3 separate regions of the Homo sapiens genome follow, and regions 1 and 2 are each linked to region 3. A link is an interaction called in ENCODE POLR2A ChIA-PET data of the cell type or tissue named here. Cell type or tissue: K562. All regions are shown on one strand. Each heading gives the region's core, and the rest is flanking DNA. Links, peaks and the distances in the headings are about the cores only.

Region 1 (7,002 bases), core at 47-5,046, 79 kb after region 3:
CAGGTCTTAATAAATTCTTTTTTCCCCCTAAATAATCAATTTACTTCAGGAATTCTCACTTATGAAGAAGCTAATGTTCTTTACCATTTTTGTTACCTTCTATGCTTATTTTTAAGTGCTTCTTGTCACAATTACAGGCACCCAAGATCCTATCTTAATCAAATGTCCAAATCTCCTTGACAACTGTTTTGATTTTTGCCTTCCTAAATTGAATCCTTAAATAGAAAAAAATAAAATAAAACTTTCAAAATATGTTCTTCACCTAAAATGATCTTTGAGATTTCCCAAGTAACCCTGGAAAATCACAAAGATTTGTTCTTTCACTTTAGATGAAAAATGCAAGAAATAATTAGGTTTAATTAAAAAGTTGGACGGGAAGAGTTGTCAATTCAGAAGAGATGCTCAGGTTAAATTTGTGTAATTAAAATATTATTCACATAAATATTTTAAAATTGCATGCTTTATGGGAAGCCCCTGAGACAATGGCCTTGTCCCTTATATTTTTGTTTTGTTTTTTTGGGGGGTTTGGGGTGGTCCTGGCTGGAGTGCAGTGGCGCGATCTCGGCTCACAGCAGCCTCAACCTCCCAGGTTCAGGTGATTCTTCCACCTCAGCCTCCCAAGTAGCTGGAACTATAGGCGCACGCCACCATGCCCAGCTAATTTCTTTATTTTTAAAGTAGAGACAGGGTTTTCACCATGTTGCCTAGGCTGGTCTCAAACTCCTGGACTCAAGGAATCCACTGCCTCAGCCTCCCAAAGTGCTGGGATTACAGGCGTGAACTCCTGCTCCCGGCTGTCCCTTGTATGTTTTTATCCTTAAGGAGAACGCTCCCATGAGCTAGTTCTCTTATGAACTAGAACTCCTGAAACAGATCTGTCGAGTTTTCCGACTTTTATCAAAGTCCTGGTCATGCTTTGCCTGATGATATTGGCAACAACAGTACAGTGTTATCAGCTATGAGTTCAGTTTTCTTTCTTCCTTCCTTTCCTTTCCCTTCCCTTCCCTTCTCTTCCCTTCCCTTCCCTTCCCTTCCCTTCTCTTCCCTTCCCTTCACTTCCCTTCCCTTCCCCTTCCCCTTCCCCTTCAATTCCCTTTCCCCTTTGCCTTCCCTTCCCCTTCCCCTTCTGTTCCCCTTCCCTTCCTCTTCCCCTTCCCTACCTCTTCCCATTCCCTTCCCCTTCCCCTTCCCCTTTCACTTTCCTTTCCTTTCCTTTCTTTTTTTTATTTTGTTGAGACAGGGTATCTGTCACCCAGGCTGGAGTGCAGTGATGCAATCATGGCTCACTGCAGGCTCAACCTCCCCGGGCTCAGATGATCCTCCCACCTCAGCCTTCCTTAGTAGCTGGGACCACAAGCAGGCACCACCATGCCTGGCAATTTTGTATTTTTCTAGAGATGGGATTTCTACATATTGCCCAGGCTAGTCTTGAACTCCTGGGCTCAAGAGATCTGCCTGTCTTGGCCTCCCAAAGAGCTGGGATTATAGGCGTGAGCTACCACACCCGGCCAAGTTCAGTTATTTAAAATGTTTACTTGCCACAACCTTCCTTCTTTAATTTGAATCTATCATGGTCAAAGCCAGTGTGTCTTGGTTAGGATGCACATCAGACTCGTCATGGAACAGAGAGCTGTAAACATTTGTAAGGTGTCTAGGCTCTACTCTACTGTTACTGAATCTTTCTTCTTTTTTTTAAACAGTTTTGCTTTGTTGCCCAGGCTGGAGTGCAGTGGCGCAATCTCGGCTCACTGCAACCTCCACCTCCTGGGTTTGAGCAATTCTGCTGCCTCAGCCTCTGAGTAGCTGGGATTACAGGTGCATGCCATCACGCCCAGCTGATTTTTGGTATTTTAGTAGAGACGGAGTTTCACCATGTCAGCCAGGCTGGTCTCAAACTCCTGAGCTCAGGTAATCCATCTGTCTCAGCCTCCCAAAGTGCTAGGATTATAGGCATGAAGCCGCCACTCCTGGCCTGAATCTCTTTAGTTGATATTCTTGGTACCAAACTCCTGGGCTCATAAAAACAAAAATTATGTCCAGGAGCAGTGGCTCATGTCTGTAATCCCAACATTTTGGGAGGTTGAGGTGAGAGGATTGCTTGAGCCCAGGAGTTTGAGACCAGCTTGGGCAATATAGTGGGATCCCATCTCTATAAAAAATAAAAATAAAATTAGCTAGGCATGGTGGTGCATGCCTGTAGTCCAAGCTACTTGGGAGACTGAGGCAGGAGGATCACTTGAGCTCAAGAAGTTGAGGCGGTGGTGAGCCATGATCATGCCACTGCGCTCCAGCCTGGGCGACGGAGTCAGAACCTGTCTCAAAAAAAAAAAAAATGTTTCTGTATTATCATATGTTCAATCTCAAGATTTTCTTTCCTCTGTACAAATTATGTTCATACATTTCTATGAATCAGATGTAATATTTACTGATTTCTGTGCAGATAGATGTAATCAATTATCTTTAGAGGTATTTTGTCAAAATTTTGGATGTGGTTTTATTATCTCTGTTTTGCATGCCACAGAAACAACCACATTTCCTTGTTTCCTGGCTCCTGTTATGAACCTTCATCAGATCTTTCTTATTTTATTTTATTTTATATTGTATTGTATTGTATTGTATTTTAAGATGGACTCTCGCTCTGTTGCCCAGGCTGGAGTGCAGTGGCACAATCTCGGCTCACTACAACCTCTGCTTCCTGGGTTCAAGCGATTCCCCTGCCTCAGCCTCCTGAGTAACTGTATTACAGGCGTGTGCCACCATGCCCAGCTAATTTTTTGTATTTTTAATAGAGACAGGGTGTCATCATGTTGGCCAGGCTGGTCTCGAACTCCTGACCTCAGGTGAGCTGCCCCCCTCGGCCTCCCAAAGTGCTGGGATTACAGGTGTGAGCCACCGAGCCCGGCCAGACCTTTCACATTTTAAGATGATCTATAATAAATTAACCAAAGCCATATTAACTCTCTGTCATCTGCAATGCCTCAGAGGTTTACTGCTATAAGCTACAGGCTGGATTTGGTGTTTCGAACCAAGGACAGTCTCAGAGCTGTATGGGAAAGGACTGTACCAGGTACTTCAAACTGAGCTGAGCTGACATTACTTAGAAAATTCTTAGACTATTATCAATGGAATGAGTCAGGATTTCCAGGGCTGTTGAGGGTTAGAAGCAAATAGTTTCATGTTTAACTCAGAAGACAGCAGAATAAGAATTAATTACATAGGACTGAGTGAACTGATGAGGGAAATTTTATTGTATTTTTCTAAACAAATATGTTTAGAAAACTGCTGGTGTTGTTTCAACGTTCTATTGTCCTTATTTATTAAAGAAGAAATGTCCTTTCTCTCTCTTCTTAATCCATCTGTAACCATAACAATTTTGTCATCTCTGCTTTTATAAACGGAAAGAAACCATTTAAAAATGATATCTGATTCTCCCTGGCCTTCTAGAATTCAGAAACTCTTATAAAGTCTTTTTACTTTTTGGCCAGCCGTGGTGGCTCATGCCTGTAATCCCAGCACTTTGGGAGGCCGAGGCGGGCAGATCATCTGAGGTCAGGAGTTCGAGACCAGCCTGACCAACATGGAGAAACCTCGTCTCTACTAAAAATACAAAACTAGCCGGGCTTGGTGGTGGGCACCTGTAATTCTAGCTACTCGGGAGGCTGAGGCAGGAGACTCTCTTGAACCCGGGAGGTGGAGGTTGCGGTGAGCCGAGATTGCGCGATTGCACTCCAGCCTGGGCAACAAGAGCGAAACTCCACCTAAAAAAAAAAAAAAAGTCTTTTTACTTTTCATGGTAATAGTTATTTGCACATGTTCAGCAGGACTATGTCCTCCTTCTTACCAGGACAAATGGATTAATTGTAGCCAAGGCCTCACTTGGAGCATCATATCTGAGAATGGTGCTCACTAAATCAGGTGTGACAGGGCATTTTAAGGGATAAAATTTGTGTTAATACTTACGGAACACACGCCTACAAAGGTCTCCATGAAAACTGGCTTGGGGCCAGGTGCGGTGGCTCACACCTGTAATCCCACCACTTTGGGAGGCCAAGGCAGGCAGATCACCTGAGGTCAGGAGTTTGAGAACAGTATGGCCAACATGGTGAAACCTCATTTCTACTAAAAATATAAAAATTAGCCAGCTGTGGTGGCGGTAATCTGTAGTCCCAGCTACTGGGCAGGCTGAGGCAGGAGAATAGCCTGAACCGGGGAGGCGAAAGTTGCAGGAGCTGAGGTCGCACCACTGCACTCCAGCCTGTATGATAGAACCAGACTCTGTCTTAAAAAAAAAAAAAAAAAAGGGCCGGGCGCGGTGGCTCACGCCTGTAATCCCAGCAGTTTGGAAGGCTGAGGCGGATGAATCACCTGAGGTCAGGAGTTCGAGACCAGCCTGACCAACATGGAGAAACACCATCTCTACTAAAAATACAAAAAAAAAAATTAGCCGGGCATGGTGGCGCATGCCTGTAATCTCAGCTACTCTGGAGGCCGAGGCAGGATAACTGCTTGAATCTGGGAGGCGGAGGTTGTGGTGAGCCAAGATCGTGCCATTGCACTCCAGCCCGGGCAACAACAGCGAAACTCAGTCTCAAAAAAAAAAAAAAAAAAAAAAAAAGAACAAACAAAAAAAACAAAAGTGACTTGGTACCTGATTTACAGATATTAAAGACAGTCACTTCCTGGAAGGCCAGGAACTTTATGATATTCAGAGAACAAAAAAAGAGAAGAATTCACTCAGATATACAGGTTTGACAGGTGAAAGAAATTTTGTGGGAAGCGTCTTGAGCTGGGTGTCTTAACTTTGAAATAACAAATAATAGAGCCTTTTACGATTCCAGCTGGGAAAAGAATAAAGATTCCAATTGGAGATTCCTTATGAAAACTTCTAGACAAAAGCTAATTTTGTAATTGTTTGAAACGACATGGCTGTAAATTTTGTGAAGCACATTTAGGAGGCCTATACGACAAATTAATATTTTTTTTTCTTTGAGACAATGTGTCATTCTGTCGCCCAGGCTGGAGTGCAGTGGCGCAATCATGGCTCACTGCAGCCTCAACCTCCTAGGCTCAGGTAATCCTCCCACCTTAGCCTCCTTAGTAGCTGAGACTACAGGTGTGTGCCACCATGCCCAGCTAATTTTTTGTATTTTTTGTAGAGAAGGGGTTTCACGATGTTGCCCAAGCTAGTCTGGACCTCCTGGGCTCAAGTGATCCATCCACCTCGGCCTCCCAAAAGTGCTGAGGTTACAGGCATGAGCCACCATGTCTAGCTGACAAATTAACTCTCTTGCTGTACCTACATAAACAATCAGACCACATCTAATGAGAACAGTCAATTTTTAAATCAAGAGTCATTTTTCTTTAAGATTATAATGATCCTAAGGGGTTGGGGAGATCATAGGGACAAATTAGAAAAACCTCGACATTCAGTGGGTGTCCTGACTAGCTCAACCCATAGGATTATTTTTGGCCCTTCATTGTCTTTGAGCTACTTTATAGCTCTGTATCTTGTAGAAAGCTGTCAGTAAAACAAATTGTTCTTTTTTTTTTTTTTTTTTTTTTTTGAGATGGGAGTTTCACTCTTGTTGCCCAGGCTGGAGTGTAATGGTGCGATCTTGGCTCACCGCAACCTCCACCACCCGGGTTCAAGCGATTCTGCTGCCTCAACCTCCCGAGTAGCTGGGATTACAGGCATGCACCACCACACCCAGCTAATTTTTGTGTTTTTAGTAGAGACAGGGTTTCATCATGTTGGTCAGGCTAGTCTCGAACTCCTGACCTCAAGTGATCTGCTGCCTCGGCCTCCCATAGTGCTGGGATTACAGGCATGAGTCACTGTGCCCGGCCTGGTTCTTGTCCATAGAAATGCAACTTGTGTCCGGTAGAATGAAATTAATTATTGCCTTGTGGATATCAACCAACTTTGCCAGTTTCGTACCTAATCTGTAAGTTCACTTCCCTGTTCCTTACGCGACTATAACTGTGAGATATTTTGAACTAGTCGTAACATCTTATCAATTCCCTCATTACTTAATGTGTTCCACAAAATCTTTGATATGGGTTCATTTAATATCTGTATGAAAGTCATAATTTTATTGTTTTTGAAAATTACCCCTGGACTTAATATATATAAGGTGCTTAGAATAGGGTCTGGCACCAAGTATGGACTCAGTAAATGTTAGCTTTTGTAAGTAACGGATTAATAACATCCCTTGTTTTATAGATGAACAGAATGAAGTGCAGAGGAGACAAGCACATTTGCTTAAATGGCACTGCTTGCTGGAGATGGAGCAGGAGCTAGAAGCCAAGTCTCTGCTATCAAGCCCCTGCTTTCTTGCTGCCACCCCCGCCCCACCCCTCTCCTACCCACAGTCCTCTCTGGCTGTGCTTTGCTGACCCTACACATTCTTTGGGTTTCATTCTGGATCCTTCTAGGCTAGGTTAGCAGCCCCAACCCCAACCTTTGTGTCTTCCCCTGTGAAGCTGGTATTGTAAATATATTGCAACTATCAATTTCTTCATCTAGGCCAGGTGAACTACTGGCTCATGCCTGTAATCCCAGCACTTTGGGAGGCCGAGGTAGGAGGATGGTTTGAGGCCAGGAGTTTGAGACCAGTCTGGGCAGGATAGTGAGACCCCACCTCTAAAAAATAAAAAAAGAAAATCATCTTCATCTAAGCCATGAGCCACACACAACCAAGGACCGAAACTGTCTTGATTGCCACCCAGCCTGGCACACAGCAAGTAGAAACACCAGAAGTGAGGCCTCATATAGGTGTGGTGTTCTCTCCCCTGGGGATGGGGAGCAGGGCTGCTTTCCAGAACTGACTGGAAACCCTCTGCTCCTCCATCCTCTGACGGCCCAAAACTCCCCCAGGCTCCTGGCAGCTCTAGGCAATATCAAGCCTCCTAGAGAGGATGCCTGGAGCCACTAGCCTCTCAAGACTTGAGTTTCTGTTTTGTTTTTTTCCAAATAAAATTCCAGAAATCCAGGTTTAAAAA
Region 2 (6,590 bases), core at 1-5,000, 55 kb after region 3:
AAAATAAATAAATAAATAAGATGGGCTGGCTAGCTCTCTCTGTTTCACCACGAGGACCTTAGCCAGGCTGTCCTAAGGGTATGGCGGTGTGGCTAAGGCCAGCCAGTTCAACAGTCTTTAACCAAGCATGTGCTATGCACCAGTCACTGTAGACAAGGCCAGCACACAAAGATGAGTAGCCAAGGTCCTTGCCCTTGGGGAGTTCATGGTCCAGTTGGGGAAGACAAGCAAACCAATTAGTAACAACAGTTCAGAGCAGTAGCTGCTGCATTCACTTGGCCAGGTGCAGCGGCTCTTGCCTGTAATCCCAGCACTTTGGGAGGCTGATGCGGGCAGATTGCTTGAGCCCAGGAGTTTGAGACCAGCCTGGGCAACATGGCAAGACCCTGTCTCAAAAAAAAAAAATACAGAAATTAGTTGGGCATGGTGGCACACGCCTGTAGTCCCAGCTACTTGGGAGGCTGAGGAGGATCGCTTGAGCCCGGGAGGTCAAGGCTGAGGTGAGCTGAGATTGCACCACTGCACTCCAGCCAGGGCGACCAGAATGAGAACCTGTCTCAAAAAAATAAAAAACAAAAAAACCCCAGAGCAGCAGCAGAGGTGTACTGCCACGCCAGGTGAACTGGGGGCACAAGACAGGGGAGGCCAAGGGAGGGTTCCTGGACTCTTGGAGGCAGTGTTTCCTGAGCTAATTGTGAGGCGAGAGAAGTAACCACACAACAGAGGCTGGGAACAGTTACCTAGGCAGAGGGAAGAGACTAAGCCAGGCCTCACCAGCAAGGCAGGAAGTGGAAGGAGGAGCACCAAGTGCTGGGTGAGGCTGGGGGTCAAGTGGGAGTGAAGTGGGAGGGGCAGGAAGCGTAGCTGGAGGAGAAGGAAGTGTCCAGCGGAGGAGAGTCTTGCATCCCACGATACAGAGCTAGCGTTTCATCTTGGACGTGATGGGCAGTCACTGAAAGGTTTTGAGCAGAAAAGGGACTCCATTAGGTTTGGGTTTTAGGATGTTCATTCAGTCAACCCTGGGGAGGGTGGATTTGAAGACTGGAAGCAGAGAGGCCAGTGAAGAGGGACGCTGCCATCACTTGTGCAGCCAAGTGTGATGAGGGTCTGGAAGTGGCCTTGGAGATGGAGAGGATGGGATAGATCCAGGGAATAACAAGGCTTATCAGCCAGGAGCCAAGTACAGGGAAGGGTATTTCCTGGCTGGAGGACTTTGAAGGCTGGGGCAGGGATTCCTCTGCATTCTTGGTCATAGCTTCTGAGACCTGGCTGGCAGGATCTAATTTAGCCTCCTCCGATCCCTTGTAGAGTCTAGCTGGAACACTAACTGCCAAACTGGATTTGATATTAGAAGAGGTATCACTAAAAGAGGTCTATAAACCCACACCCAGTGTGTGGCGAGGATCCCGCGACAGGATGAAGTGCAGATTTCTTGTGGAGTCTGCATTCTGGCTGCTTCTCTCCATCTGCTCTTGCCCTCACCTGGATCTCAGCCAACATCTTTTCTTGCCTAGACTACTGCAGTAGCTTCCTAACTGGGTGGCTCTTTTCTTTTAATTTCTCTTTCTTTTTTTATTTTATTTTATCTTACAGAGACAAGGTCTTACTATGTTGCCCAGGCTGGTATTGAACTCCTGGGCTCAAATGATCCTCCTTCTTTGGCCGAAGTAATCCTCCCTTCTTGGCCTCCCAAAGTGCTAGGATTACAGGTGTGAGCCATTGTGCCTGCCCTTTTCCTTTCCTTTCTTTTTTTTTTTTTTTTTTGAGACAGGGTCTTACTCTGGCACCCAGGCTGGAGTACAGTGGTGCAATCATGGCTCACTGCAGCCTTGAGCTCCTAGACTCAAGCGATTCTCCCACTTCAACCTCTTGAGTAGTTGGGACTACAAGTGCATGCCACCACCATGCCTGGCTAATATTTTAATTATTATTTTTTTTTTTAGAAACAAGGTGTCACTGTGTTGCCTAGGCTGTTCTCAAACTCTCAGCCTCAAACGATCCTCCCACCTTGGTCTCCTGAGTAGCTGGGATTACAGGTGTGAGCCACCATGCCTGGCTGGTTGATTCTTTTCTACCCCTTACTTACTACTCTGGACCCCTACATTCGGGCCTAACAAGGCAGCCATTGTGACCCTTTAAAAATACAAATTAGATAATGTCACTCTGCTACTTAAAACCCCTGCAAGGTCTTCTATTATTGTTTAAATCCACCCTCATTTCCATGGCCTAGCAGCCTGTGTGTCTGCCCCCTGACCACCCCTCCAAGCTCCCCTCCTGCCCCACTGACTTGCTCCCTTGTCCCATCCACTGGCCTTCTACTGTTGCACAAATATACCAAACTATTTCCCACACAGAGCTACCTATTCACTCAGCAAGTGCTTATGAAACACCTACTATGTGCCACACACCGTACTTGGTGCTGAAGAGACAGGAATGAAAGGCATGCAAATCCCTGCCACTGGGAAACTTACATGCTAATGAAGAAAGACAGACCGTAAACATGACAAGTAAACAAATATAGTATGTCAGGCCAGATGTGGTGGCTTACGCCTGTAATCCCAGCACTTTGGGAGGCCAAGGCTTGAGAATCACTTGAGTCCAGGAGTTCAAGACCAGCCTGGGCAACATAGTGAGACCCCATCTTTACAAAAAAAAAATGAACAAAATTAGCCAGGCCTGTGGGGTGCACACCTGTAGTCCAAGCTACACAGGAGGCTGAGATGGGAGAATCACTTGAGCCCAGGAGATCAAAGCTGTAGTGAGCCATGATTGTGCCACTGCACTCCAGCCTGGGCAACAAGAATGAAACTCTATCGCAAAAAAAAGAAAAAAAAGTAGCAAAATTTCTTTGCTGTAATATAAGCTCCACTGAGGTTAGGAGCCCTGTGTTTTTGACCCATTATAAACCCAGACTTAGAAGACAGTTCAGCCAATTGTCCAGCAATTGTCCAGTACATGCTCAATAAATCACTGGCTGAATGAAAGAAGCAGGGACATTCTATAATTATGATTCCTTAAACCTTACGGAGTATGGAGAACTGTGTTTTGATGTGGGAGGAATAGCCCCAGGAAACTTGTGGCCATTGGGCTAGAGGTAGGAGAGGTAGAGAAGAACCTAACAAGATTTCAGAGAGAGAGAGGAGGAAACCTAAAAGAATGCCACATCTAAAGACTTGGGGTATGGCTAGGTGCGCTGACTTATGCCTATAATCCTGGCACTTTGGGCCGTGGTAGGTGGATCGCTTGAGCCTAGGACTTCAAACATCAGACCGGGCAACATGGGGAAACCCCATCTCTACAAAAACAAAAACAAAAATTAGCCAAGCATGGTAGCTCACACCTGTGGTCACAACTACTGGGGAGGCTGAGATGGGAGGATCACTTGAGCCTGGGAGGTGGAGGATGCAGTTGAGCTGTGATTGCACCACTGCACTCCAGCCTGGGTAACACAGTGAGATCCTGTCTCAAAAAAAAAAAAAAAAAAAAAAAAAGACTTGGGGTGTATTAATTATACATCAATAAAATTGTTTTTTAAAAAATATGTGAATTAGAATGGCCTTGAACTTCTAAATAATAACATTAGAAACTAGAAGGCAAAAAACAACAACAAATGGTATCTTCAAAATACTCAAAAGTCAGCTCTAGTTGACTTAATTAGAAAGGGAATTTATTAAGAGTGAAAAATATCATTAACATAGAATTTTATTCCCAGCCAAGCTATCAATTGGATGTGAGGCAGAAGGAACATAATTTCTTTTTTTCTTTCTTTCTTTTTATTTTTTGAGACAGTCTCACTCTATCGCCTAGGCTGGAGTGCAGTGGTGCGATCTCGGCTCACAGCAACCTCCGCCTCCTGGGTTCAAGCGATTCTCTTGCCTCAGCCTCCCGAATTGCTGGTATTACAGGCACGCACCACCACTCTCAGCTAATTTTATATATAATATGTGTGTGTATATATATATATATATATTTTTTTTTTTTTTTGAGACGGAGTCTTGCTCTTGTTGCCCAGGCTGGAGTGCAGTGGCGTGATCTCTGCTCACTGCAACCTCTGCCTCCTGGGTTCAAGATATTCTCCTGCCTCAGCCTCCCGAGTAGCTGAGATTACAGGTGTGTACCATCACGCTCGGCTAATTTTGTATTTTTAGTAGAGATGGGGTTTCTCCATGTTGGTCAGGCTGGTCTCGAACTTCCGAACTCAGGTGATCCGCCCCTCCCCACCCCGGCCTTGGCCTCCCAAAGTGCTGGAATTACAGGCGTGAGCCACCGCACCCAGCGGGACAAGGTCTTGCTCTGTCACCCAGACAGGAGTGCAGTGGTGAGATCTCAGCTCACTGCAACCTCCGCCTCCTGGGCTCAAGCCATTCTCCCACCTCGACCTCCCAAGTAGCTGGGGCTATAGGTGCACACCACCATATCTGGCTAGTTTTTGTATTTTTTGTAGAGACAGTGTTTTGCCATGTTACCCAGGCTGGTCTCGAACTTCTGACTTCAGGTGATCCGCCCACCTTGGCCTCCCAAAGCTCTGGGATTACAGGCATGAGCCACTGCGCCCGGCCAGTAGCTCATTTATTTTTATCACTGAATTAATATTCCATTGTGTGGATGTGCCAGTTTGTTCATCTCTTTACCTGTCAAAGGACATCTTGGTTGCTTCCGAGTTTTGGCGATTATGAATAAAGCTGCTATTCATGTGCAGGTTTTTGTGTGGACATGTTTTCACCATATTTGAGTAAATACCTAGCAGTGTGATTGCTGTATCATATGGTAAGACTATGTTTAGCTTTGTAAGAAACTGCCAAGTTGTCCTCCAAATTGTCTGTACCATTTGTATACCCAACAGCAATGAATGAAAATTTTTGAGGTCAGGTGCAATGGCTCATGCCTGTCATCCCAGCACTTTGGGAGGCCAAGGCGGGTGGATCATGAGGTCAGGAGTTCGAGACCAGCCTGACCAACATGGTGAAACCCCATCTCTACTAAAAATACAAAAATTAGTCAGGCATGGTGGTGCACGCCTGTAATCCCAGCTACTCAGGAGGCTGAGGCAGGAGAATCGCTTGAACCCAGGAAGCAGAGGTTGCAGTGAGCCCAGATGGTGCCACTGCATTCCAGCCTGGGCGACAGAGCGAGACTCCATCTCAAAAAAAAAGTTTTTGTTGCTCTGCGTCCTCACTTGCATTATCAGTGCTTCGGATTTTAGCTGTTTTCACAGATATGTAGTGATATCTCATTGTTGTTTTGATTTGCAATTCCCTGATGACATACAATGATGAACATCTTTTCATTTGCTTATTTGCTATTGTCTTTCTTCTTCTCCCTTTTTTTAAAAATTTTTTTTATTTGAGACAAGGTTTCACTCCCATCACCTAGGCTGGAGTGCAGTTGTGGGATCTCAGCGCACTGCAACCTCCACCTCCCGGACTCAAGCAATTCTCCAGCCTCAGCCTCCTGAGTAGCTGGGACTGTAGGCGCACGTCACTATGCCTGGCTAATTTTTGTATTTCTATTGAAGTTTTAGTAAAGATAGGTTTTCGCTGTGTTGCCCAAGCTGGTCTCGAACTCCTGAGCTCAAGCGACCCTCCTGCCTCGGCCTCCCAAAGTGGTGGGATTACAGATGTGAGCCACCTTGCCTGGCCTCTTCTTTTTTCTTTTCTTTTCTTTTTTTTTTTTTTTTGAGACAGAGTCTTGCTCTGTTGCCCAGGCCAGAGTACAGTGGCATGATCACAGCCCACTGCAGCGTCAACTTCCTGGGCTCAGCAAGTGATCCTCCCACCTCAGCCTCCTGAGTAGCTGGGACTACTGGCATGCACCATCACGCCTGACTAATTTTTTGTATTTTGTAGAGATGAGGTTTCACCATGTTGCCCAGGCTGGTCTGAAACTCCTGGGCTCAAGTGATCTACATGCCTCGGCCTCCCAAAGTGCTGAGAGCCACCATACCCAGCCATCCATCTGTATATCTTCTTTGGTGAGGTGTCTCTTCAGATTTTTTGCCCACTTTTTGCTTTGGTTGTTTATTTTCTTATTCAGTTTCAAGAGTTCTTTGTATACGGCCAGGTGCAGTGGTTCACGCCTGTAATCCCAGCACTTTGGGAGACTGAGGCAGGAGGATCATTTGAGGCCAGGAGTTCAAGGCCAGCCTGGGCCACATAGCGAAACCCTATCTCTAGACTCCATCTCTACCAAAAAAAAAAAAAAAAAATCAAAAAATAAGCTGGGCATATGGGATTATGTGCCTGTGGTCCCAGCTACTCTGGAGACTGAGGCGGGAGGATAGCTTCAGCCCAGGAGGTCCAGGATATAGTGAGCCAAGACCATGCCACTGCACTCCAGCCTAGGCAATAGAGTAAGACCCTGTCTCTGAAAAATAAAGAAAAAAAGTTCTGGCCAGGTGCAGTGGCTCACGCCTGTAATCCCAACACTTTGGGAGGACAAGGTGGGTGGATCACCTGAGGTCAGGAGTTCGAGACCATCCTGGCCAACATGGTGAAACCCCATCTCTACTAAAAATACAAGAATTAGCTGGGTGTGGTGAGCCACACCTGTAGTCCTAGGTACTCAGGAGGCTGAGGCAGGAGAATTGATTG
Region 3 (5,000 bases), core at 1-5,000:
TCCAGTTTCTGAGCACAAAACTGCAACGCAGGGAGCCCACTCATGTGAAACCAACGACAGCCCATCAGGGTCAAAGCCTCACGACGGAGAAGCCTTCAGCAGCAACACTCTACCTGCCAATCACTGCTGCAACTGAGAAGGGAAAAGGGCACCGGTACCACCGGAAAATGCCACTGGCTCAATTCTAATTGGAAGCTCCAGCAGATAGGGTGCAATGCAAAAGCATCTTTTCATAACTTTTTTTGAAAGAAAGATGGGGTCTTACTATGTTGCCCAGGTTGGCCTTGAACTCCTGGGCCCAAGCGATCCTCCCACCTCAGCCTCCTGAGTAGCTGGGACCACTGACACACACCACAGCACCTGGTTTAACTTTCTATTTTAAGTTAAAGTACTTCACTTGGTAAATACGATGCCTGAATCCACTTACTAGGGCTCTGAGACAGCAAGCCCAAACACTGTTAAATAAGATACCGAGCCTAACTCAGGAGCATCATGCTGAGTTCAGCACTAGAAGAGGAAGCTGCACAGAGCAATTGAAGCAGAGGGTGGAGAAGTGCGGGGTCTGAGCCAGTGGTAACAACTGCTTCCAAGCTGCAATGTGGTAAGAGCTCTTGAGACCAGAAACCCTGGGCTGCTGTTTTCAGCAGTCTGGTGTTTAAACAGAATGAGCCCCTTAAGACCACTCTCCTTGGGCAAGGGACTCTACATCTTGGAGTCTCAGAAGAAGGAACTAGCACCTGCCTTCCAGGCTGGTTGGGAAGTTAAATGAAACACCACCTATCATCCATCCATGTTAACAGAATAACCACAATAATAAGAGATAACACTCCTACTGCACTTACAACGTGCCAGGCATCGTCTACACTTTCCACACATAAACTCAGTCCTCACAATCATCACTACGTGCCAGGTGAATGGCAACCACCAGGGTTGTTGCCTTACAAGACACGTGACGACACAACTGAAAACCTAACACTAGAAAGTTGTAGGCAAAGGCTCCTGTTCACAAGCATCCAGAGATGTCAGAAACATGTGGGGTGACCATAGGAGGAAGCACGGAAAAACGCAGGCAAGCAGCCTCCCTGCCTGTCTGACGCTGTGGACTTCCCCAGGCTGGTTCTGCACTCACTCCTGAGTCTTTCAGAACTTTGGACATACTTGCTTCCACCCGCTTCCTCCATTTAACCTTAAGACTCAGATGGCATATTCTATTAGGTCTACCTGACTGCTCAGTAGACATCCACGGAATGAATGACCCGATGGAAAAAAATCACTAAAGGGAGCATAGCGCAGTGCCAGGACTGCCAGGTGGGCCTCGGTTTCCTCACCTGCATAATGAGGGTGACATGAGAATCTGCCTCGTAGGGCTGGCTGGAATATTAAAAAGTCATCAGTCAAAACTAGCTCCTGGCCAAGTACAGTGGCTCATGCCTGTAATCCCCAGCACTTTGGGAGGCTGAGGCAGGCAGATCATGAGGCCAGGCGTTCAAGACCAGCCTGGCCAACATGGTGAAACCCTGTCTCTACTAAAAATACAAAAAATTAGCTAGGCATGGTGGTACGCACCTGTAGTCCCAGCTACTTGGGAGGCTGAGGCAAGAGAATTCCCTGAGTCTAGGAGACGGAGGTTGCAGGGAGTCGAGATCGTGCCACTGTACTCCAGCCTAGGTGGCAGAGCGAGACTCTGTCTCAAACAAACAAACAAAAAAAAACTAGCTTCTGTTATTCCTACAGCTGCCATGCAGAGCCCGCCACCCCACCATCTCCCTCAGCAGACTGGTGTCTTAGGCACCAGAACCTAATGCTGTGTGCATCAGGCTGAACTTGGTGCCACCTGCAGTCACAGAGTCACTGGCTGGATGGATCACTGGGCTACCCAGACTGAAATCCCCATTCAGTTGTTAACAGGCTCTCAAGGCTTTGCAGACACCACTATCTAGGATTTAGACTGACCTGAAATAGCTGTGTGTCAATGATAAACTGTCCAATCAGAACACCTACATGGGACAGCTCTGGGGCAGACCCCCTCAGCTCCAGAGGTGGTAAATCATTCCGTGTCACTCTGCCTTTATCTCCTTCCACCATCCCTTCCTTTCCACACCCACAGCTGCACAGTGGCCAGGACCCTCATAAGCTCACAAGCTGATGCTTGTGGAGGCCTCTCTCCCATCTCTTTCACCTCCCAGGCCTCCTGCATGCACAGCCAGAGGGCTCTTCCTAAAATACCACCGCTCTGCCAGCCTCCTCGAATTTCTACCTGCCCTGTCAAAAATTTCACTGGCTCCACACTGTCCCAGATCTAATGCAAACTCCTTAGCTTAGCAACTCAGGCACTCCACAACTCACTCCTGAGACTGAGGCACCCCATGGGCTCGCATCTACTGCTTGTGTGACCACACCCCCTGACCTCTGCTTTTGTGCCAGTCCCCTTGACCATACCCCACCCTGTCCTCTCTGCCTGAGCACACTCTTCCCAGGCTTCATGCCCAGCCCCCAAGCCGACTGCAGGCTGGAGTGGTCTGCAGGGCTGCGTGGAGGAGGGGGAAATGCAAGCCAGGCCTGCAGGGATGGGCAGACCACAGCACCCATGGGTCCCTGGCTAAGTCTTTTCTAGTACTACTTCATTCCTGCTGCACTTGGCTTTTTGGACGCATCTTGCCTCCCCCTCCCAGATTAGAGGACAGGGATGATGGCTTCTATTTGTGTCCCTTATTCTGTGGTATGCAGAATAAGACATGCAACAACCACAGCTACTGTGTGCCAAGCACTGGAGTAAGTACATTACAAATTTCACCCCTACTCCCCATCTCTATAAAATGTTATCCTCATGCGACGGAACAGGAAAACTGAGACCAAGGGAATTAGCCGCCTCACTGACAGTCACATGCTGAGTGGCAGACAGGACTCAAATCCAGATGTGCCCAACTGCAGAGACCATGTTCTGTGGAGCAGGCAGCCGCCTCTCAGCTCTCACTCAGTGTTTATGTAGCTGGCGCTAAGTGCCAGGCGGCCAGTGCAAGGTGTGGGGTACTCAGAGGGAACCAAACAGACAAGGTCCCTGCTCTCACAGAGCTCATATGCTCTGTCCCCAGCCCTGTCTCTCTTCTTCCAAGCCTGGAAGAGGGCAGGAACCCTCCAGTCACAGGGGGTTCCACTGGCACAAACAAGGAATTCGGGCCTGACATATAGCATGAGGCTCTGGCAACACATGGTGCCCAGCTCACAGTGAGCTTGTCTTTAATGGAGAAAAGAGCCCCAGGCTCTATTAGGTAAGTTGTGCGTTCAAGGCACAACCCAGAGCCAGACAAACTCCAAAGCAGCCATCGGCAGGCAGTACGGAGTGGAGAAAAACGGTTTGCTCTGGAGTCAGAAAACCCAATTCCTCCACTTAGTAGCTAGACAGGGACTAACCATACACCCCTTTGCACACTTTTGGAAAATGGTGATAATAACAATAGTTAATGTTTACATCACTATGTGCCAGATGCTACTGGATGCACTTGACAGATATTACTTAACCCTCATTACGACCTTATGCAGAGGTACTGTTATCCTAAAGCAGTCTGGCTCCTAACTCTATTTTCTTGTACTATGCTGCCTCCAGCCTAAAGTTGAACCTACCTTGTCAGGCTGTGGTGAGGACCGTTCTAACAGAGTGCATAGCATGTGGCTGGTGCTCCATAACCATTAAACCTCCCTTTCCTTCCACTGAAACATGAATCTGTGAAAGCCTAGGTCTGGAAATAGCATATGGCTCTAGCTGGTCCCAATATGGGTGATCTTGCAGTTGCATCCCCTGGAATTCCACACCGCACCCTCACTGGTGGATCTGCTGCAAGGGGAAATGGGACAAGATCCTGTATTTACGGGGCCCTCTGCTCACTGTGTTCTGGAAAACACAGTGAGTGGGGTCCAGCACATGACTTGGGCTGACAGGGATCCGAATCCCAGGCCTGCTGTTCACACCGGTCACTCAAGCTCTCAAGCTTCAGGTTCCTTGTGAGTAAAATGGGGGCTGGGCTATAACCTAAGTCATGTTTCTGGGTCACAGCAGATCCTCGGGTACCCGGGTTGGACAGGCTGGACAAAGCTACCCAGGCTGGACTTCCAAGGTACTGTAAGGTTTCATTTCGGGGCCCCAGAAAGCCTTGGCTGTGCAGAGGAGCGGACTGCGTGCACGTGCAATCCAATTCCACCCAATGGCAGACACAAGAGAAGACACACCCCAAAAGGCCTGGGAGTGGAGCCTGGCACAAGCCCCCAGCTTTCTCTTCAGTTTCCTGCCATAGCTCATGCAGATGTGCCTGCAGGTACACTGAACAAGGCTCTTTCCCCCTTAAGCTTTAGGTAACGATGACATCCCCACCCCTCAACAATGTGAGCCATGAGGGCAGAGATCCTTGTCTTGCATCCTCAGCACATAAGCACCACAGAGTAGGCACTTAATACACAAAAAGCTGAATTAACATTATCCTGTAGCTGCAGGTACCCCACAACATGCCTCAGTATTTGCCTAACAATAAGCATTTCCCAGCCTGGAGGGAGGGCAGGCTTCTAACGGGCGAGGCACCTGCCCTGCCACCATTTCCCTGTGGTCAGTCATGTCCTGTTCCCCACCTCATGGAATGTAAAAGTATAGGATGTCTGAGTTATAAATAGGAGCATCTGCTTTCAAAGACACGGCTTATCATTTCCTTAATCTCAAGCCACTGATCACTGCCTACTTTTTATAAGCATGCCACCAAAAAGAGGCCAGGTGGGCTTAAATGAACAGGGCTGTATAGACAGACAAGAGGGATGTGAGTTGAACAATGTGTCTTATCCACATCAAGAGACATTAATGTCAACTATGTTGTTTCACCTTGTAACAATACCAAGTTCCCATCAGCTCCTGCCAGGCAAAACCATCTGTGAGCTGGAGCAGCAATTCCTGAGGGGGCCTCCCTAGTCCCCGTTCCTGCTAAAGCCTCACCATCATCATAACTAAGAATAATTCCCAA

The links. Peaks named below come from ENCODE experiments on the same cell type or tissue, not always from the same donor. Only the 100,000 strongest peaks of a DNase experiment are listed, where the experiment ranks them.
Region 1: POLR2A ChIA-PET joins it to region 3 with 9 read pairs; 7 of 35 experiments call an interaction of 5 or more read pairs at or near these places.
Region 2: POLR2A ChIA-PET joins it to region 3 with 6 read pairs; 8 of 35 experiments call an interaction of 5 or more read pairs at or near these places.

What each region holds. Positions count from the first base shown.
Region 1 is chr1:19,556,684-19,563,685 of GRCh38, forward strand. No RefSeq gene overlaps it. Among named protein-coding and RNA genes, the nearest start is that of MICOS10-DT, 37 kb to the right of the region's middle. In K562, for the core only: no CTCF peak of the experiment used is centred there; no DNase peak of the experiment used is centred there; H3K27me3 peaks cover 1,956 bases.
Region 2 is chr1:19,533,015-19,539,604 of GRCh38, forward strand. No RefSeq gene overlaps it. Among named protein-coding and RNA genes, the nearest start is that of CAPZB, 51 kb to the left of the region's middle. In K562, for the core only: no CTCF peak of the experiment used is centred there; no DNase peak of the experiment used is centred there.
Region 3 is chr1:19,477,519-19,482,518 of GRCh38, forward strand. The region is part of intron 1 of CAPZB (capping actin protein of muscle Z-line subunit beta); the gene reads right to left. Among named protein-coding and RNA genes, the nearest start is that of CAPZB, 5.5 kb to the right of the region's middle. RefSeq lists enhancers at 168-267, 4,047-4,732. In K562, for the core only: no CTCF peak of the experiment used is centred there; a DNase peak (open chromatin) is centred at 2,043.